3 separate regions of the Mus musculus genome follow, and regions 2 and 3 are each linked to region 1. The links are chromatin loops, found by intact Hi-C in ENCODE. Cell type or tissue: heart. All regions are shown on one strand. Links, peaks and the distances in the headings refer to the core of each region. The heading gives the core; the rest is flanking DNA.

Region 1 (7,473 bases), core at 1,568-6,567:
GACACCATTGCATACACTAGCAAGCGTTTGATGCAAGGACCGTGATATAGCTGTCTCTTGTGAGACTAGGCCAGGGCCTAGCAAACACAGAAGTGGATGCTCACAGTCAACTATTGGACGGATCACAGGGCCCCCAATGGAGGAGCTAGAGAAAGTATCCAAGGAGCTAAAGAGATCTGCAACCCTGTATGTGCAACATTATGAACTAACCAGTACCCCGGAGCTTTTGACTCTAGCTGCATATGTATCAAAAGATGGCCTAGTCGGCCATCACTGGAAAGAGAGGCCCATTGACAGGCAAACTTTATATGCCCCAGTACAGGAGAACGCCAGGGCCAAAAAATGGGAATAGGTGGGTAGGGGATTGGGGGGGAAGGGTGTGGGGGACTTTTGGGATAGCATTGGAAATGTAATTGAGGAAATTACGTAATAAAAATTTTTTTTTAAAAGACAGCTACATTGTACCCACATGCATGAAATAAATAAATAAATATTTAAAAAAACCAACAAGAAGAAGAGTTAAAAATAAAAAAATAAAAACTGTGATCCAGTGATAGAGAACTCTCAACCAAGAAATCTAAATGGCTAAGAAGCACTTAAAGAAATAGACACCATTGTCAATAATGACAGAAATTCAAATCAAAACAACACTGAGAGTTCATCTTACTTCCATCAGAAAGTAAATAAGAAAAACCACAAGGGACAGTACATGCTGGTGAGGATGTGGAACAGGGGTGGGTGTACTCCTCCAAAGCAGGTGAGTTTGCAAACTGGTACAAACACTCTGGAAAACAACCTGCAAGTTAATCAGATAATTGGAATTAGTTCTACCTGAAGACCTTACTATACTGCTCCTGGACATGTACCCAAAAGATTCTCCACAATACCACAAGGACATGTACTCCACTATGTTCATAGCAGCCTTATTAGTCATAGGTGGAAACTAGAAGCAAACAGATTGTACCTTATCTGAAGAACACATTTACACAACAGAAGGGCTTTTCAGGTTCCAAAACAAAGAGATCATTAATTTTGCAGGCAAATGGGTGAAAGTAGAAAATTTTAGCCTGAGTGAGGTACCCCAGACCAAAAGACATACAAAGTATGTAGTCACAGAAGACAATAGTAGCCAAAAGTTACAAAATACCCATAATACTGGCCACAGAATCCAAGAAGTTAAGGAAGTCCCAAGTGGGGATGCTTCAATCCCACTTAGAAGAGGGAACAAAATTGACATGGCAGGGAGAAGGAGTGAGTTCCGTGGGACAGGATAAAAGAAGCTGGAAAGGGGACATGGTCAGGTATGGGAGAGACAGGAGAGAAGCCCAGAGGGCTAGCAATATGAAAGGAAATATGCATCTGATGGATGGGGAAATGGGAATAATTAGAAAATTAGAGACCTGGCATGGGCTAGGCTCTCAGGACTCAATATGGGTAACCTTAGCTGAAATAGTGGGAATATGGAAATAAAAGAGACCACCTCTAGTCCCAGTTGGCAGGTGGAGGGAAGGAAATGGGTGGGAGAAGAGACAACAGGAGGACAATGGAAGGGTTCAGGATCAGGTGTGGGGAGGGAGAGGACAGATAGCCAGATGGCCATGAGAATGTATGGAAATCTGTAACTGAAGGAGCTGGGGAGGTGGCAAACATCTCGATCTACCTTCTGCAATGGAGCATCAAGTTCTCTATGTGCCAAGCCTGGCTTGGCCCTGCTGGGACAGAGTGACATATTGCTTGCCCCTAGGACAGGGCCCTGATGTGAGCTTCCTAGAGAGTTCAGGGCAGCTGTGGCCAACATGCTTACTTGCATAGTAATGTAATTATTTCACATTCCTCTGAGGAAAGTCCTTCCTGTTAAGATTAATGACTCTACATTAATTACAAGCTGAAATCCCAGAGATAAGGGTGTGGCTACCTCTCAGCAAAATGGTAAACACTGGAACCTCAGAGAAGCACTTAAGGGAAAGAGTTCTAAATACATGAGTTTGAAAATGTATAATTTTTCAAACACGCAAAACTAATGATTCTGTTCGAATTATATGAGGATCTTCATGAATCTGAAGGAACAAAAGCAGCTGCACTGTGAACCAACATGTCAGAAAATTACTAAGGAAGGAAGTAAAGAGATTTAGGGAGTGGTAATTGAAGGAGATCTCACCCAGGTTTTTGCTTGTTTGTTTACTTGTTTGTTTGTCTGTTTAAGCTGACAAAGACAAATAAATTCCTGAGTTCAGGATCAGCCAAAGACAGATCAAAGTTACCCTAAGGCGTGGTGAAAATAGTAATTTCAGAGCAGAGTCCTGCTCAACTAGCCTATCATCCGTGCTTAATAAAGTCAGACAGATCTTTAGTTTTTTGGAATTTTAAGAAAAAATGTATGCCTCCTATCTTCTAAGAATCAAAGCACCGGGGTCATGGGATGCTGATTCATGAGCTAATCAAAAAGAAAACCTGGAGTAAATTACTGGATTGATAGGTAAAATAAAAGACTGCACCTGTCTTCTCCTTGAGATGATCCATCCAGAAAAATTTTAGGACAAATAGAACTGCTTGGAAATGAAAACACACACACACACACACACACACACACACACACACACACACACACACACCTGTACAAAGAGTGAGAGAGACAGAGTGTGAGACACACACAGTAAAAGAGGGGGGAGAGAGAGAGAAGGAGAGAGAGAGAGCTAGAGAGAGAGAGAGAAAGAGAGAGAGAGAGAGAGAGAGAGAGACAAGCAAGCAGGAAAGCAGGACTTGGACAGAGAGATCTTTAAGAATGGCAAGCAAGCAGAATATAGACAGAGAAAGACAGAGAAATCTCCAGAGAGGAAACACAACAGAAAGCAGACTGGAAAAGCTGTATCAAGCAGAACAAAGGTCAACAGCTTGGAATCACCATTTTTCTGATCCAGACACCACTTCTTTCTCTCTCAGAAACTCTCTCTAAGCCAAACCTGGTCTTTGGCACCTATAAACACATATCCACATACTGTTAACATATTCCATGTTTCCCAGAAGAGATTCTAGGCTCTTTGATGCACAGGAATAACACCCTACCTCCCACACTATCCCCAATTATACACTCATTGCCACTGCAAATTTACCTCTTCAAACCCTGCAAGGCTTTCCTTAAGTTTTGCCAATCTTTCTATCCAAAAGAGGCAGCCTGAAAAGTATGAAAATACATATATTTTTCCAATCCAGGAACAGTCGAGTTCAGTGGTTTTGCAGTATCCTTGCTCATACTCACGATACCTTATTCCCAATTAATTCATTTTGCAGAAAGCAATGTTACTATTACTAATGTTTCTATACAATTGACCAGGAAATATAGACTTTGAGGATTATTTGGTATTCCTGAAGTACTTAAAAATCTCTATCAATGTAGATTATATTTATCTCAAAATTCCAAGAAAGGATACAAGTATTTGTTTTTATTTATTACTAGTTATGCAAAAAAAAAGTTTAAATTTTTCACAGTGGAAACTTTAATTTCATAACACACTACACTAAAAGTAAATACTCCTTCCACATCTGCTGCATTACACACCACTCTTGTTTACTCAGAATGCACATTGACTGTTAACTGGCCTTCCAATTATTGGTGATGCTATTACAGAAGTCATAACATTCCTCATGAGCAATGGCAGACCTGTATTCATTCGAATTAGTCATAGTACCAATGAACTATTCTGATCAAGTTATTCATTTTTATTTCTGTATTTTGTGTAGGGGTGATGGTGGAGGGGGTGTTCCTCTCTGTTCCTTTTCATCTATTCCTACATCTTAAGACTTATGCTTCTATTCTTCTTTTTTCAACTATTTAAGTATTATATTTCCCTTCTTTTTCTTCATCTTTGTGTTCTCCTTCTCCTACTTCTTCTTTATTTTTATTTTATTTTATGTGGTTTCTATCGAGACAGGGTTTCTCTATGTAACATTGGCTGTCCTAGAATTCACTCTGGATGTAGACCAGGCTGGCCTCGACCTCAGAAATCTGCCTGCCTCTGCCTCCCGGGTGCTGGGATTAAAGGCGTGAGAAACCACGCCCGGCTGGCATACATCTTCTTAAGTCTTCAGTCAGGCATACTATAGGGCTGGCTCGCCCACATTCTTTAAATGCTTAAGGTTTACCACCCATATGGATTTTGTGGCTACTTTTATGATTTCATGTATTCGTTAAATACTTTCTAGGGTCATTACAGTTACGTTTTATTCCTATACTATTATGATATATACTGAAAATCAGCTGAGACATTCAGCCACATGGACTGAACAACCACTGGATTGCTCAACTTCCCATTGGTATAGAGTTATAGTTGGAAGAGTTGGCTATCAGCTTGGGAGCCATACTAATAAATCCACTTTCCACATACATAGAGAGACCCTAGAGCATTTTCCTAGTACACCTGTGTTTTTGGTTTATTTTAAGATTTTATTTTATTTTTTGGCACTTTCCTACTGAGGAATAGAAAATAGAATAGTAGATTATAGAATAACAATAGAGCTCCAGCTGGAAAGTTTGTGCAATTTACCCGAACCAAATAAGAAGCCACAATACAAAACGTTGTTTCTTAAAGTCACTCTTTAATTAGCAGTTAAACTGGGCACCCTTCCACTTGTGAGACAGATTTTTCAGTCCACTGCAACTTTAGTAATATGCTTCATTCCACTAGCAATAAGAGGAAGCACCTTCTGAGGGCAGTGGACTCACAGGCAAGAATTTGAGTCCTGGCTCTTGAGAACAAGGTCACAGCCCACAAAGGGGAGGAGCACGCAGCCAATCAGAGGTGAGCTGGAGAGATGGGGCGGCATAGCCTGGCGTATAGGCTATCGGAAACCTGGGACAATTGCTACCAAAATACATATCTCTGCTGATCTGGAATAGGTGTGCGTCTATATTGGAAGCCTGTGCACTGAACCACTGAACCACTATTCCGAGTTGCGTTTGCACCCTCTCACCCTGAGAGAGTTGCTCCTGTCACTCAAGATTTACTGGCCAATCACAGCATCAAGGAGGATCTGCCAGTCATAAGAGGAGGGTGGTTTTTCCGGATGCATTTTGCTGGTTCCCCGTGAGATCTGCCAGTCAAAAGCGGAGGGTGGTTCTTCCGGAATGCATTTTCCTGTTTCCATGTGGGATCTGCCAGTCATAAGAGGAGGGTGTTTCTTCCGGAATCATTTTCGCTGGTTCCCTGTAATTAAGCAGGCTTAAGTGATTTGTCCTGTGTGCTGCTGGGTACAGTGAAGGAAGGTCAGGCAAGTTCTGAAAGTGCGACATGATGAGGATATTGTCACTTCCCACAGAGGTGAGGAGCGGGATCGGGTGTGCTGGGTCCTACGGAAGGCTGGGTCGGAACCAGCAGCTACATGCAGGCACCTGTGAGTTGCCTCGTGGTTTTAGCCGCTTCTGGACCCAACGGTGGCACCTGCATAACTTCACTATCTGGGCTGAATATTCACAAAACCTTTCGAGCAGGGTCCTGTGTATAGAAACACCCTTAGCACGATGCCAAAGTCAGACAGGCTAAGTTTCTTTCGTGTATTCTACAAGTTCTTCTCTTGGCATTTAGCATTTTGGTTGTCATTCATTTCGAGTTAAATTTGTCTATGTTTAATATGTATCTCATGTGTTTGGTGAATGAAAGCACATTTTTTTTTCAATATTTCTCCGTGGTTTTTTTTAATAACCAGAAAAAGTGTGGACTAATTTTAGAACAGCTTCGTCTTTAGTTTTTTATAAAATTGTTTCTGAGACAAAGTATGTTGACACGTGGGTCCTAGTCTCTTTCTCTACCTTGCTAAACTTCATAATTCATTAGTTAAATGGCTGTACCACAAGAGAGTTTTAAATTGCTCATTTTAGTCATGTAATGTACTGCCCTTTGCAGTAGAAGTAGAAGTACTTGCATATGGAGCATGGCTTCTGTCTTCAGACTTCAACAGGAGGAACAGTTTACTGTGTACAGTTCAGGGCTAAACAGTGTAGACAATAGCTAGCTCCTACACTGTAGTTTAAGGGAATCATCTGCAGGGGTCATCATTATGAACAAGCTTCTGATGGTGTAATTTACAATTACCAAGGTAAATTAAGTCATGCATGTGAATAAAAATAATCCAGATTGGTGGGTATACCACCTGGGGAGGTTATGTTGAACCAAACTTCATTGATCTAGATAAGGCCATTCAGAAATTTGAATCAAGGGTAATTGGCTTTATCTATGTGTGTCAAGTTATAGACTTCAGCAGCTAATGTTGCATATAATGACGGGATCATACATTATCTTATTGATGCCATTTCCCTAAAAGGTAATAGCCTGCTATTGTTGAAAGACACTGTATCTAGGCATACTTTCTTTTTTATTTCTTAGATATTTTCTTCATTTACATTTCAAATGCTATCCCCAAAGCCCTCTATAGCCTCCCCCTGCCCTGCTCCTCAACCCACACATTCCCTCCTCCTGGCCCTGGCATTTCCCTGTACTTGGCCTCATGATCTTCACAAGACCAAGAGCCTCTCCTCCCATTGATGGCTGACTAGGCCATCCTCTGCTACATATGCAACTAGAGACAAAGCACTGGGGGTTACTGGTTAGTTCATTTTGTTGTTCCTCCTATAGAGTTTCAGACCCCTTTAGCTCTTTGGGTACTTTCTCTAGCTCCTTCATTAGGGGCCCCGTGTTCCATCCAATAGATGACTGTGAGCATCCACTTCTGTATTTGCCAGGCACTGGCATAGCCTCACAAGAAGAGCTATGTCAAGGTCATGTCAGCAAAATCTTTCTGGCATATGCAATAGTGTCTGGGTTTGGTGGTTGTATATGGAATAGATCCCCGAGTGGGGCAGTTTCTGGATGATCATTCGTTCAGTCTGCTCCACACTTTGTCTCTGTAACTCCTCACATGAGCATTTTGTTCCCCCTTTCTAAGAAGGACCCAAGTATCCACACTTTGGTCTTCCTTCTTCTTGAGTTTCAATTGTTTTGCAAATTGTATGTTGGGTACTCTGAGTGTATGGGCTATTCTCCCCTTATCAGTAAGTGCATATCATTTGTGTTCTTTTGTAATTGGGTTTCTTCACTCAGGATGATATCCTCCAGATCCATCCTTTTATCTAAGAATTTCATGACTTCATTGTTTTTAATAGTACTTCATTGTGTAAATATACCACATTTTCTGTATCCATTCCTCCATTGAGGAACATCTGGGATCTTTCCAGCTTCTGGCTATTATAAATGAGGCTGCTATGAACATAGTGGAACATGTGTCCTTATTACATGTTAGAGCATCTTTTGGGTATAAGCTCAGGACTGGTATTGCTGGGTCCTCAGGTAGTCCAATTTTCTGAGGAACTGCTAAACTGATTTCCAGAGTGGTTGTACAAGCTTGCAATCCCACCAACCATGGAGGAGTGTCCCTTTCTCCACATCCTTGCCAGCATCTGTTGTCACCTGAATGTTTGATTTT
Region 2 (7,473 bases), core at 1,248-6,247, 330 kb after region 1:
GAAAAACTTTAAAAAGTTTTCTTCCAATGAAGTAATTCACTATAGAACAAAAAGAAACGTATATATGTAAGTGAACATATAAACAGTACATGGTAAGCTCCTGTTTCTGAGATGATACTATATGTAAGTTTTTTTGAGAGATACACACATTTATAAAACAACTGTTATTTATAGGATAAAACTGGCATAACTTTATACTGCTTTACAATCCATAAGTAGATAATTTGTTGTCAAGGTATTCCATTTTAAAAGTTGGAAAATACTTTTAACTGGATATTAATCTAAAAACAAACATACACAACTCTGAAAGACAGGAGGTCTGCCTCATCTGATTATATACCACTGTACAGTAATAAAATGATTTGTGTGGAGGCTATATAATTCATATAAAAAGTGACAATCTCTACTAGGCTTTTGGTTTTGGCACTTCAATACAGCAATGATTTTCCAACCACTAGATTTACCTGTAATCACACCAAAAACTAGTATCTGTTAGCAAAATATATACTAAAAAATAACAGAAAATTAATTTATTCCTATGTTTGTAAAGTCTCTATTTGTTTACCTGAAAACTTTCTCCAAGCCCTCTTTAAATGAATATTTCTACTATTCTCAAAATGCAATCAGATATTTCTAGGCCTGACCCTGGACCTCCTCAACCAGATTTTTCCATTAAGCCTTGAATTTTAGCATCTCTTATTCCAAATTAAAGCTATTCTGAGAGTTCTCAAGCAAATGAGAATAAAGGCAGATGGACATCAAATAAATAGCTGTCTTAATGTAGTATTTCTTAGAAAACCTAGATAGTTTCCATGAACTTTCTATGGTGCTAATAAATAAATAGGTCACCACTACTCCTAAAAGTTTCATCTCTACCTGCCTTAATAGGACAAGGCAGCTACTGTCAAACCAATCTTACGTACGAGTCAACACATTCCTTTGCCCATAAAATGTCACCAGAGAGCTAGAGCCAGACGAAATGTCCAGCTTTCAGTGTGGTAACAGTCCCTCTCAAGGTCAAGGCAAAAACTATTTCCTGAGCCAAATAGGAATTTCTGGCACTAAAGTCCATCTTTATAGGCCTTTTCTAGAAACATTAATTTTAAATGGGTTATAACAGTTATTAGCTGAACTGATGAACACAAGATATTTATTAATACATGAACCTATTATTTCAGGCAGAGAACAGGGCTCAAGAAAATGAGCCACCATAGCAACTCATTGCACAGCAAATAGTGAAAGCATAGAAAATGCTACTGAAATCACTGAGTTCTGAAGGTTGGAATGACAAGACTAAATTCCTCGACTTTATGAACTTGTGAGTCAGTTAATGAACTGCTGACAGTATTTTAAGAAAGCCAAGGGCTCAGAGCTACTGAAACTTTATTATACATCTATACACACACACACCTCTTTATGCAGGGACATTCAAGAGCATGTAAATGAGAAAGATTTACTAAAGGAGGATCAATTACAAAAGCCAATATTAAGCTTAATAAATCCAGGCCGGCCCGTGCTGGCGCACGCCTCTAATCCCAGCACTCCCAGCACTCGGGAGGCGGAGGCAGGTGGATTTCTGAGTTTGAGGCCAGCCTGGTCTACAAAGGCGAGTTCCAGGACAGCCAGGGCTATACAGAGAAACCCTGTCCTGAAAAACAAACAAACAAACAAACAAGCTTGATAAATCCTTCAATCATAGATTGTAAGATGACAAAAATAAGTACAATTTACACTATATAGTATTCGAACACGAGAAAATTCTACAGCAAACTTCTAAAAGTTTTAAATACCTATTCCGCCTTAAAGTCTTCAAAGCACCTTAAATTAGCAGTATCAGAGTTATATGTAGTTCCTGCTTTCCTTCTTAAAGGAGGACAGCATTAACTGAAATGACACATTGCCAATCAGCCTTCAACACCAACTGTGAAAAACTGGTAGACAGAAAAGAACTAGAAAAGTTGACCTTTTGCCTCTTTTCTCTAGGATTTCTCCATGGTCTTCCCAAATGAGACAGTTTGTAAATATATCTAAAGGAGGATATTCTATGGGAGGAGAAAAGATTTTAACTTTATGGTGTGAAAATGTACTTTAATTATGTAGGGGGGAAGTTCAACAAATCAACCAGGGAAAAACCTGACTAAATAAATGACTCATTCTTGTTTTCAATTGGGTAAGATTTCATAATTAAAAATCTTACCTACATATTTAAAACAAGGAGGCTCCAATAATTCTGCCTAGAAGGAAGAAAACGTCTTGGAAAATTTTATACCTCTTTTAAGCACATTTTACACTCAAATCCTAGATGGTCTCTATGGTGCCTTTCAGTTCAAATCTTCCTTAATTCTCTGAGTAAGTTTACCAGACTATTCTTAGAAACTTGGTAATTACAAATAGAACACATATGAGAAAGAAATTTGGAGTTAAAGCTGTCATTACTAAGCCTAATTAAACACTGCAGACAGAAAGATGGCAGGAGAATAAAGCATCCCGAATTAGGGAAAAGGAGAACATAATGAGTAGGTCACAGCTCCAGCGATGTGGTAAACAATGTTAAAGAACACAACAAAGTCCAGCCTAGGCATTAGAGTGGATAGAGTGGGTGTCCCCTCCCCCTTCCCAGTTCCTTAAGTGGCATGCGACCCCCCTCCCAACAATAATATGCTTCTCTCCCATTAATCTGACTTTCTACCTACCTGAAGTAACCAACCACACTGGAAACACATGCCAAGTAGAAAGTGGATCCTCTAATCTCATTAAGCCCTACCCTTTATTAGCAGTTTTCCTACTTTCCATCCTAAAGTGGAATCCATATATTTAAACACCATAAAATGGTGAGACATCATCTCACCTCTATATTGAGACTCAAGCACTACAAGCCCAGACAAAAGCCATGAAGTAAAGGGCCGTGGCTATTTTCTGGACACAGACTGCTTTGACTTTCACACACACACACCCATGCCACCTTATGATATAAGCCCAACAAGGGCCATTGATATTCAATGGATCTCTAACTAGAAGATCAAACATCACTAGCTGGTAAAAAGAAGTTTGGTCGACCTGCGGAGCAGCGGTAGGCAGACGGGTGGCAATGCGGGGCGGCATCTTCGCCACACCGAGCAGTACTAGCCAGCCCCCGGTAAGTTTCCTTCCCTGCAGTGCACTAAATCACGCTGCCAGCCGCGGCCCCACCCCGCCCTGTTACGGAAAGGCATGCGGACAGCTCGGTGAAGGACGGGCGGACAGCTCCAGGCTCCCCGCACGAGTAGGCTTTCGCCGGGGCCGCAGCTTCTCCTGGCCGCGGCCGCTTCCCCCAGGACCAACGCCGTTGCCAACTTTGCCGCCGCCCCCTCCACCGCGCAAGCATCCCAAACTTTGCCGACTACCTCACCTGGAGGTTCGGGGCTGGCCCCCGGGAGAGGGCTGACCTTCACGCCTGCCCCAGCCGACCCTGGCCCCTCTGCCGCCCCCCGGCCCGCCTGGGAAACCCTTGGCAGGGATGCCTGCAGCCTGACCCCCTTGCCACATCTGACCCTCTGGACCCTGAGAGCCCGGGAATCCGCGACTCGGGCTAGCCACTCACCATTGGTAAAGGACTCCATCTTCGCCCCGCCGCGGGTCCTTACCAGCCCAGCGCCCCAAGCTTCCTACTCCGAGAGCCGAAGCGGTCCTGACGACTGAGCATGCCCAGCAAAGGCCTCCGAGGGCTGCCGGGGAGGTGCGGCGAGGGGCGGCGCCGCTCCGCCGCACGGCAACAACACCTTCGTTCCGGGTTTTCGCAACTGCTGCAAAAGACCCACTGAGGCGTGGACGCTAAGCATCGCTCAACCCTAGGCCCACTCCGCCCAGGGGCGGCGGGGAGGAGCGCAGTGCTGGGGCGGGGCTTAGAGCCCCACCCCCGGAGCTCACTTCTAGCCGCCGCGCTGTCTGTGCCGCAGAGCTGTAGTACCCCGGTTCAGACAACTGGTACACCTACTACTGCATCCGGCCGTGTTTCGGGTGCGGCCACCCCAGTACTGAGCCCGGAAATGCGGCCGGTGATGCTGTCGCCAGAGGGGTTGTCGCCCTTCGCGTTCTGAAAGCAAGACAAGGCCCAGGGTGGGTCGGCCTCTACGCTGGGCTAGCCCGGGGCGGCGCTCTTCTTAACCGCCGGAGCAAGCCCTGCGGCGGTGGTCGGCCCGACTTCCCTCCTTTAGCAGAACGCCCTGCAGCAGCTGCTGCTGCAGCAAAGCCGGAGGCCAGAGGAAGGGAGGGGCCCGGGAGTCGATCGGTGCCCTTTGCTTAGGGCTGGGCTTAGAACTGCGAGCAGATCTCAAAACCCGGAGCGGGGTGTAGGAGAACGGACCGTGCGCGCAGAGGTTGTGTGCAGAGAGGCCCGCCTGCCTAGTCCTGTCCTTACTCGACACCAGCAGTTGGCTGCTCCCAGCCTTCAGGGTACACGGCCTGATTCCGCGGGGCTAGACCGGAGGGAGCCAAGTTCCCCCTTCCCCTAGTACTCGCGCCTTTGCCTCGGGCCCCATTGTTTCCGGTGCCAAATCGGGGCGGTCCCCGGCAGCCTACGAGACACGTAGAGACCGCGTTAGCTCCTGCTAGCTCCTGTTTCTCCAACTGCCGGAAGTCAACACCCCGCGAAGAGGCTCCCCCATCCCTCCCAACCGCAGCCACAGCTCCTCTTTCCTCCCCACTCACTGCTTCGTCCCCTGCGGCGACTTGGCTAGGCCTTGGCCTCACTGCGCGAGCCAACTGTCACACACTCCTCCTCCCAGGCTGTCAACCCGTGCAAACAAAATCTAAACCTGTACAAATATCCTGGGCGAAAGAGGAGAAAGGGATGATGTTCGATCGATAAGGAAATTCTACGTTCAAAGAAGTAAACCCGAAGTGCAGTGTTTTTAAGAGGTCGATTGTATTACATCCACTACGTTCCACTCCTGTTTTACAACGCCCTGTGAAAACCAACTGTACTTGGAGTAACCACTAAACTCCTTACCTAACTCTGGGACCTCATTAACATTCTCGCCCTTTAATGGCCCCGAAGCTTTCATAAGGCTCCTAGAAGTTGGCGCGATTTATTCAGCATCGTTAACCGTACCTTTACTTATTTTTTTTTAAACAAAACAAAACCCTCCTTGCAAAATTGTTCCACAGCTTTGTGTTTTGTTTGCTTACTTCTTCCTGTCATTTTCTTAACTCAAATGTCACCCCTACAGAGAATCCTCTGACCACACACCTAAAATAGCAACAAACACAGTGGGTTCTATAAAGATTCCTCCTGCCATTATGTTCAGAGCACTCTTAGCTGTCAAAAGGCTTATTGTTTATCAAGAATACAAGATCAGTGGGGCAGGTTTTTTTTTTCATTCATTTTTTTAGGGCTATGTCCTCATTTTTAATCGTTACACAATATATTAAATAAGTACAGTATAATGTTTATATTTCTAATTTACTGCCCACATTGAAACCTTTCCACTGAATGTCTTTATAATGAATGTCTCCAGTTGGTCTGTTTGTGCTCAGTACAAATGTTCATGACATCATATCTCAACGCTGCTACTGCCTTTTCACTGTGTGAAAGATAGGCTGAGTCCTTAGGCTAGTCCCCATATCGGAGCAATTCCGAACCAAAAGTAGAAAATGAACCACAAGAACTCTTGTATTCATGGATTTTGTTCAAATGAGCCTGTTTCACATTGGTATTGCTTAGCTAAGAAACTCTTCCCTATTAGGTCGTGTTTTGTTCTTTTGGTGTTATTTTTGGTGCCAGAGCACTTAGTAGCAGTTATTTAAAACTCCACAACATGATAAATCACCTCACCTCACCAGCAAGCTACAGTCTATCATACTTTAAGTGTGAATCACATTACCTTGGGTTTTGTTTTTAAATTTTCAGCTCTGAGACTGTGTGCTAAAGTGTTTCACAATTTGCATTCATAAATTTGGGAGAATCAGGAGATTTTTTTTTTTTTTTTACCTATTTCTTTGCCAATCTCTTGCATCTCATCTTTGCTATTCAGGAATACAAGCAAACAGTAAATAAAACAAACATATTTCAGAATCCCATGTAGCCTTAAATGCATATTAGTGAATTTTGTTCCGTCAAATACTGTTTATATTTGATTTTGTAAAGCCTCTTTGAGGAAAACACAGAGGTTTTGCTCTTGTTCAGATTCTCCTCTTTCTCAAGGTTCTAACACTTTAGGTTATTGTGATATTACTGTTTATTATCAGGGTGATGTCATCTAATACACTCATCTTACCATCTTCAGAGTCATCACTGCATACTACTTAATATTTAAATTATATAACAGAAAAAATACTAATAGCTTGAACTGAAAAATATTAGCACCCTGGATAACTACCATCTGTTTATAAAGAAACAAAAAATGGGATCATAAATTAGTACTCAATACTATAAATAGATCTGTGCTAGGATCTGGCCGTACTGTTTCTGGATGTATATTCAAGAGAAATTCTGTCTGCTTTCAAAGAGATATCTGAACACTCATGTTTTTTTGTTTTTTACAGCACTGTTCGATAAGGAATCAAACAAAATATCCAACAACAGTGGGATGTATATCTACAATGACTGCCACTCAGTCATAAAAAGAAATATTCTACCACATACAGCAAAATAGAATAGTACTTAAAGACATTATACTAATTTAAGTTAGAATGACAAAAAATTCTTTTCTTATATGTGTTTGTGTAAAAAATAAATCCAGGTTTTTTCCTCCTGGGCCCTGCTCCCGGAATGACTACTCTGAGACTAATTATGTATTAATAATTGCTGAGGCCATAACCTTCAGGTTGTTCTCTGACTTGCTTTTACTTGTTATCCCTTTTATTTTAACCTGGTTTCAGCTACCTACTGAATTACATAGCTTTTGAATCTCTCACAACTCTGAATATTTCCCAGAATTCTCTCTATCCCTGCTGGACGTCCCACTTCCTATTTCCTGCCTCAGTTCATTGGCCATAAGCTTTTTTATTGACAGGTGATGATTATAAGAAATACACTCAATATGTGTGTGCAAAAAAAAAAAAAAAACAAAAAAAGACAACCTAAAGAATAGTAGTGATTACTAAAGGCCAGGAAGGTGAAAGCTGGAAACAGAGAAGTTGGCACTCTAAGATAGAAGCAATAATTCTACAGCAGACTGGATTGACTCTAACTCACAATAACTTATTACAGTTGTCATGAATAAGTAGTAGTACTGACCACGCCCGCTCAGTCAGTCAACAGGTTCTCCAGCACAGGAGTGAGGATTAAAAAGAAAAAAGACAGACAACATTGTAGCATGATCCCAGTCAATTCTGAGATTGAAGGCAAATTTAATTTTCCCAATTTGCTTTTTATACCATTTTAATTACATGCAAGTGTTAAGGGCTAGCAGTACAATAAGAAACTAAAAGGACAATAGTCAAGGAACAAGCAAGACAATAAACACAAAGCCCCATGACTAGCTGTGTCTAAGG
Region 3 (7,473 bases), core at 1,248-6,247, 290 kb before region 1:
TTGTGATAAAAAGTGCATGGTACTGGTATAGTGACAGACAAGTAGACCAATGGAATAGAATTCAAGACCCAGAAATGAACCCACACACCTATGGTCACTTGATCTTTGACAAGGGAGCTAAAACCATCCAGTGGAAAAAAGACAGCATTTTCAACAAATGGTGCTGGCACAACTGGTTGTTATCATGTAGAAGAATGCGAATAGACCCATTCCTCTCTCCTTGTACTAAGGTCAAATCTAAGTAGATCAAGGAACTCCACATAAAACCAGAGACACTGAAACTTATAGAGGAGAAAGTGGGGAAAAGTCTCGAAGATATGGGCACAGGGAAAAAATTCCTGAATAGAACAGCAATGGCTTGTGCTTTAAGATCGAGGATTGACAAATGGGACCTCATGAAACTCCAAAGCTTCTGCAAGGCAAAAGAAACCGTCAATAAGACAAAAAGACCACCAACAGATTGGGAAAGGATCTTTACCTATCATAAATCAGATAGGGGACTAATATCCAATATATATAAAGAACTCAAGAGGGTGGACTCCAGAAAGTCAAATAGCCCCCTTAAAAGATGGGGCTCAGAGCTGAACAAAGAATTCTCACCCGAGGAATACCAAAAGGCTGAGAAACACCTGAAAAAATGTTCAACATCCTTAATCATCAGAGAAATGCAAATCAAAACAACCCTGAGATTTCATCTCACACCAGTCAGAATGGCTAAGATCAAAAATTCAGGTGACAGCAGATGCTGGCAAGGATGTGGAGAAAAAGGAACACTCCTCTATTGTTGGTGGGATTGCAAACTTGTACAACCACTCTGGAAATCAGTCTGGCGTTTCCTCCAAAAATTGGACATAGTACTACCGGAGGATCCAGCAATACCTCTCCTGGGCATATATCCAGAAGATTTCCCAACCGGTAAGAAGGACACATGCTCCACTATGTTCATAGCAGCCTTATTTATAATAGCCAGAAGCTGGAAAGAACCCAGATGTCCCTCAACAGAGGAATGGATACCGAAAATGTGGTACATTTACACAATGGAGTACTACTCAGCTATTAAAAAGAATGAATTCACGAAATTCCTAGGCAAATGGTTCGACCTGGAGGGCATCATCCTGAGTGAGGTAACCCAATCACAAAAGAACTCAAATGAAATGTACTCACCGATAAGTGGATATTAACCCAGAAACTTAGTATAGTGAGATATAAGGTACAATTTGCAAAACACATGAAACTGAAAAAGAAGACCAAAGTGTGGACACTTTGCCCCTTCTTAGAATTGGAAACAATCACCCATGGAAGGAGTTACAGAGACAAAGTTTGGAGCTGAGACAATAGGATGGTCCATCTAGAGAGTGCCATATCCAGGGATTCATCCCATAATTAGCTTCCAAGCGATGACACCATTGCATACACTAGCAAGCCTTTGTTGCAAGGACGGTGATATAGCTTTCCCTTGTGAGACTAGGCCGGGGCCTAGCAAACACAGAAGTGGATGCTCACAGTCAACTATTGGATGGATCACAGGGTCCCCAATGGAGGAGCTAGAGAAAGTATCCAAGGAGCTAAAGAGATCTGCAACCCTATCGGAGGAACAACATTATGAACTAACCAGTACCCCAGAGCTCTTGACTCTAGCTGCATATGTATCAAAAGATGACCTAGTCGGCCATCACTGGAAAGAGAGGCCCATTGTTCAGGCAAACGTTATATGCCCCAGTACAGGGGAATACCAGGGCCAAAAAATGGGAATGGGTGGGTAGGGGAGTGGGGGGGGGGACTTTTGGGATAGCATTGGAAATGTAATTGAAGAAAATAAGTAATAAAAAAAAAGAAGAACATTTTTAAAAATCTCTATCAATGTAGAATATATTTATCTCAAAATTCCAAGAAAGGATACAAGTATTTGTTTTATTTGTTACTAGCTATGCTAATAAAAGTTTAAATTCTTCATAGTGGAAACTTTAATTTCATGACACACTACCCTAAAGTAGATACTCCTTCCACAAGTGATGCATTACACACCCTTCTTCTTTACTCAGAATGCACATTGACTGTTGACTGGCCTTCCAATTATTGGTGATGCTATTGCAGAAGTCATCACATTCCTCCTGAGCAATGGCAGACCTGTATCCATTCAAAATAGTCATAGTCTTAATGAACTATTCTGATCAACTTATTCATTTTTATTTCTGTATTTTATGTAGGCGTGGTGGTGGAGGGGGTGTTCCTCTCTGTTCCTTTTCATCTATTCCTACATCTTAAGTCTTATGCTTCTCTTTTTCTTTTTTCAACTATTTAAGTCTTATATTTCCCTTCTTTGTCATCATCTTTGTGTTCTCCTTCTCCTTCTTCTTCTTTATTTTATTTTATTTCATTTTATTTTGTGTGGTTTTTTTTTGAGACAGGGTTTCTCTTTGTAACATTGGCTGCCCTAGAACTGCTCTGGATGTAGACCAGGCTAGCTAGAAATCTGCCTGCCTCTGCCTCCGCAGTGATGGGAATAAAGGCGTGTGCCACCACACCTGGCTGGCATACATCTTCTTATGTCTTCAGTCAGGGATACTATAGTGTTGACTCTCCCACATTCTTCAAATGTTTAAGGTTTACCTTCAGTATGGATTTTGTGGCAACTTTTATGATTACATGTATTCGTTAAATATTTTCTAGGTTCTTTACAATTGTTACGTTTTATTCCTATACATATTATGATATATACTGAAAACCAGCTGAGACATTCAGCCACATGGACTGAACAACCACTGGATTGCTCAACTTCCCATTGGTATAGAGTTATAGTTGGAAGAGTTGGCTATCAGCTTGTGAGCCATACTAATAAATCCACTTTCCACATACATAGACAGACCCTAGAGCATTTTTCTAGTACACCTGTGTTTTTAGTTTATTTTAAGATTTTATTTTATTTTATTGGCACTTTCCTACTGAGGAATAGACAATAGAATAGTAGATTATAGAATAACAATAGAGCTCCAGCTGGAAAGTTTGTGCAATTTACCTGAACCCAGTAAGAAGCCACAATACAAATCGTTGGTTCTTAAAGTCATTCTTTAATTAGCAGTTAAACTGGGCACCCTTCCACTTGTGAGACAGATTTTTCACTCCACTGCAACTTTAGTAATATGCTTCATTCCACTAGCAATAAGAGGAAGCACCTTCTGAGGGCAGTGGACACACAGGCAAGAATTTGAGTCCTGGCTCTTGAGAACAAGGTCACAGCCCACAAAGGGGAGGAGCAGGCAGCCAATCAGAGGTGAGCTGGAGAGATGGGGCGGCAAAGGCTGCGGTGTAGGTTATCGGAATCCTGTGACAATTGCTACCAAAATACAAATTTCTGTTGATCTGGAATAGGTTTGCGTCTACATTGGAAGTCTGTGCACTGAACCACTGAACCACTATTCCGAGTTGCTTTCGCACACTCTCACCCTGAGAGAGTTGCTCCTGTCACTCAGGATTTACTGGCCAATCACGGCATTGAGGAGGATCTGCCAGTCGTAAGAGGAGGGTGGTTTTTCCGGATGCATTTTGCTGGTTCCCCGTGAGATCTGCCAGTCAAAAGCGGGGGGTGGTTCTACCGGAACGCATTTTCCTGGTTCTCTGTGGGATCTGCCAGTCATAAGAGGTGGGTGTTTCTTCCGGAATCCATTTCGCTGGTTCCCTGTAATTAAGCAGGCTTAAGTGATTTGTCCTGTGTGCTGCTGGGTACAGTGAAGGAAGCTCAGGCAAGTTCTGAAAGTGCGACATGATGAGGATATTGTCACTTCCCACAGAGGTGAGGAGCGGGATCGGGTGTGCTGGGTCCTACGGAAGGCTGGGTCGGAACCAGCAGCTACATGCAGGCACCTGTGAGTTGCCTCGTGGTTTTAGCCGCTTCTGAACCCAATGGTGGCACCTGCATAACTTCGCTATTTGGGCTGAATATTCACAAAACCTTTCGAGCAGGATCCTGTGTATAGAAACACCCTTTGGCAGGATGCCAAAGTCAGACAGGCTAAGTTTCTTTCGTGTATTCTACAAGTTGTTCTCTAGGCATTTAGCGTTGAGCTTTGTATAAGGCAATAAGAATGGATCAATTCTCATTCTTCTACATGCTAACCGCCAATTGAGCCAGCACCATTTGTTGAAGATGCTGTCCTCTTTCCAGTGGATGGTTTGAGCTCCTTTGTCAAAGATCAAGTGAGCATGCATGTGTGAGTTTATTTCTGGGTCTTAAATTCGGTTCCATTGATCTGACTGTCACTGTACCAGTAACATGCAGGGGGTTGTTTGTTTGTTTGTTTTTGTTTTGTTTTTATCACAATTGCTCTCTCTGTACTACAGCTTGAGTTTCAGAATGGTGATTCCAACAAAGGTTCTTTTATTGTTGAGATAGTTTTTGATATCCTAGGATTTTTGTTATTCTAGATTTATTTGCAAATTGCCCTTTCTAATTCTGTGAAGAATTGAGTTCCAATTTTGATGGGGATTGCAGTAAATCTGTAGATTGCTTTCAGCAAGATAGTCACTTTTACTGTACTAATCCTTCCAATCCATGAGCATGGGAGACCTTTCCATCTCCTGAGATCTTCTTTGATTTCTTTCTTCAGAGACTTGAAGTTCTTATACAGATCTTTCACTTCCTTAGTTAGAGTCACACCAAGGTATTTTATATTATTTGTGACTATTGTGAAGGGTGTTGTTTCCCTATTTCTTTCTCCTCCTGTTTATCATTTCTGTAGAGAAAGGCCTCTGATTTATTTGAGTTCATTTTATATCCAGCTACTGCACTGAAGTTGTTTATCAGGTTTAGGAGTTCTCTGGTAGAATTTTTAGGGTCACTTATAGATACTATCATATCCTCTGCAAATAATGATATTTTGACTTTTTCTTTTCCAATTTGTATCCTCTTGATCTTCTTTTGTTGTGGAATTGCTCTGGCTAGGACTTCAATAGTTATGGAGAAAGTGTGCCACCTTGTCTACTCCCTGATTTTAGTGGGATTGCTTTAAGTTTCTCTCCATTTAATTTGATGTTGGCTACTGGTTTGCTGTATTTGCCTATGAGGTAATGGCCTGCTCTTGTTGAAAGACACTGTACCTATTCATACTTTCAATAATATCTATCTTTTAAAGAAGTCAATTCTTGATAACACTTTTTAAGTTTCATTTTCTTAGAATTTCTCTGAACATCTAGATTTTTTTTTTCTCTTTAGTGTTTCTGGAGAATTTAAGTATTTTATCCGTTTTCTCAACTGCTATGATTATTTGTTTCTCTTTAGAGGAATTTCTTCTATAGCCCAGGCTTGCCTTTTGCTATGTAATTTGATTGAACACCTAATCCTGCTTCTGCTGTCCAATGCCTGAAGAGAAGCATATAAATTCTTCCAGGATAAGCCCTGACTGGTCAATGAGGGAAAAAGACAGAGAGATATGAATGAATGAATGAAGGAAGGAAGGAATGAATGAATGTTCTCCTACCTCCAGGACTTTCTAGGGGAAATTATAGATCAAGAGGGACATTGGTAACAATTGATTTCACTGACCAACTTTGAAACCAAAGGGAGTGGGAAGAATGATGGAGGGAGCTTTCTTTGAAAATACCTTCTATTATCAGTGAATACTGATGTTATCAATGTTAGATGATCAACAAAAGTCCAAACTTGAAAATTTAGGTGGTTCACAGAACGAGACAATCAAGAATCTAGAGAAGGAAATGAATTAATTTTTAGAAACTAAATATCTGTATGTGCATGAATTCAACCAACACTTAAGTGCTTGACAAATTTCTGTTTCTGCACCTAGTAGGAATTTTACTATTCCAATTTTACAGTGTGCATTGGGAGAGAAAAGTATGAGTAATACCTGGCTTGTCTAATACTTGGATAACTTTTCAATAATAAAGCCTATTTCAACTTTTAAAAATAAATTTTGATATTATAATTAAATCCTTTAGGTTTATCCTTTCTCACTATTGTTAAGTCTTATGGCCCAGCACAAATGGCTTAGGTGCCTATTTAACAAATCAAAGCAGGCCAGAATCTCATTTTCTCCCCAAATCCCCCAGTTACCCTTTACAGTGTATGCCTAACAAAGCACACCCTGGATCTTAGGGATTGGGGTATACATCTCCCTGCTCCCCTTCCTTATGTAATCCACCCAAATTTGTTAGAATATCTTTTTCATCTATCATTTACCCACCTCATCACTTTGTCTGGTTTTCCTCTCCTCTCCTTCCTCTCTTCACATGGCTTTGGTTCCACTTGACTCTGGTCACTCTCTAAGATGTGCCTGTCTCTAACTCCACTCTCCCATGTATCAGCAATAAACTTTCTGTTCCACCATGTCTAGGAACAACCATATTTCTTTCCTTTTTATTTCCTTTTCCTTTCACCTCCCGTTAACCACTCCTTGTTTTCACATTTATGGCCACATCTACCTTCAATTGTTGCAACATTTTTAATTTCATTTCTTTTGAATATTTAATTTGATTTGATTTTAATTTTTTGAATTTAATTGAATTACCAGCCACATGGTTGTGTTTCATGGAAATTAAATTCCAGGCCATATAAGGAGTTTTGAGTTTCAGGGGTTTTTCAGGTGTGCATGGTGCTTGGCACAAAGCAGACATTAAATTGTTCTTTACCATTGTTTTGCATGTGGGCTTCAGTTGTTGTCCTGAAATTACAAAGAAGTATGAGTGGCTGCAGAGACATACAAACCCTTTTGCTCATCTGAATTCACAAAGAGAGCTGTAAAATATTGAGCTGCTCTATTTGGAGGAGAGATCAGTAGTATCTTTTTTTTTTTTTCCAGTTTTTAAAATCTGGTTGAAACACCACTAAACATGGTACAAGTGGAAAAAAATCTCTTATGAAGTTTTCTGAATGAAAATTGTGAAAAGTTCCTGAAGAGACAGAAACCGCTCCATCTCCAAGTGAGAATACTCAGTGTAACTGTGGCTTCATAGAAGGAATTGGTTGTGTTCCTTCTGTTTCTACTTTGTGAACTAGATTGAATAGTATTGGTAGTGCGTCTTTGTTGAAGGTCTGATAGAATTCTGCACTAAAACCATCTGTCCTGGGTGGTTTGCTTGTTTGTTTGTTTGTTTAGGAGACTTTTCATGACTGCATGTATTTCTTTAGGGGCTTAAGGTACGGTTTCATGATTTATCTGATCCTGATTTAACTTTGGTTTTTATTATTTGTCTAAAAACTTGTCCATTACATCCGGATTTTCCAGTTTTGTGTAAGATATGGCTTTGGTAGTAGGATCTGATGATTTTTTTAATTTCTTTAGTTTCTGTTGTTATGTCTCCCTTTTCATTTCTGATTTTGTTAATTTGGACACTGTCTCTGTGCCCTCTACTTGGTGTGGCTAAGGGTTTACCTATCTTGTTCATTTTCTCAAAGCACCAGCTTCTTTGACCCAGTTTTGTTGATTATTTGCATAGTTCCTTTTCTTTCTGTTCGGTTTATTT

The links. Peaks named below come from ENCODE experiments on the same cell type or tissue, not always from the same donor. Only the 100,000 strongest peaks of a DNase experiment are listed, where the experiment ranks them.
Region 2: a loop joins it to region 1, with 2.9 times the contacts of the local background. A loop is called at or near these places in 4 of 42 quality-filtered maps.
Region 3: a loop joins it to region 1, with 3 times the contacts of the local background. A loop is called at or near these places in 2 of 42 quality-filtered maps.

The regions. Positions count from the first base shown.
Region 1 is chr17:17,289,275-17,296,747 of GRCm38, forward strand. Gm6712 (predicted gene 6712) reads left to right here and starts at 5,169. Exons shown (of 4, transcript NM_001324550.1): 1 at 5,169-5,315. The coding sequence starts at 5,286. In heart, for the core only: a CTCF peak has its summit at 4,668; a DNase peak (open chromatin) is centred at 5,027; H3K4me3 peaks cover 1,097 bases; H3K27ac peaks cover 259 bases.
Region 2 is chr17:17,620,814-17,628,286 of GRCm38, forward strand. Lnpep (leucyl/cystinyl aminopeptidase) reads right to left here and starts at 3,676. Exons shown (of 18, transcript NM_172827.3): 1 at 3,581-3,676. The coding sequence starts at 3,599. In heart, for the core only: a CTCF peak has its summit at 3,853; DNase peaks (open chromatin) are centred at 3,838 and 4,478; H3K4me3 peaks cover 3,758 bases; H3K27ac peaks cover 4,199 bases.
Region 3 is chr17:17,001,487-17,008,959 of GRCm38, forward strand. It overlaps Gm51425 (predicted gene, 51425), which reads left to right and starts at 3,630. Exons shown (of 4, transcript NM_001374002.1): 1 at 3,630-3,790. The coding sequence starts at 3,761. In heart, for the core only: a CTCF peak has its summit at 3,180; a DNase peak (open chromatin) is centred at 3,555; H3K4me3 peaks cover 1,173 bases; H3K27ac peaks cover 494 bases.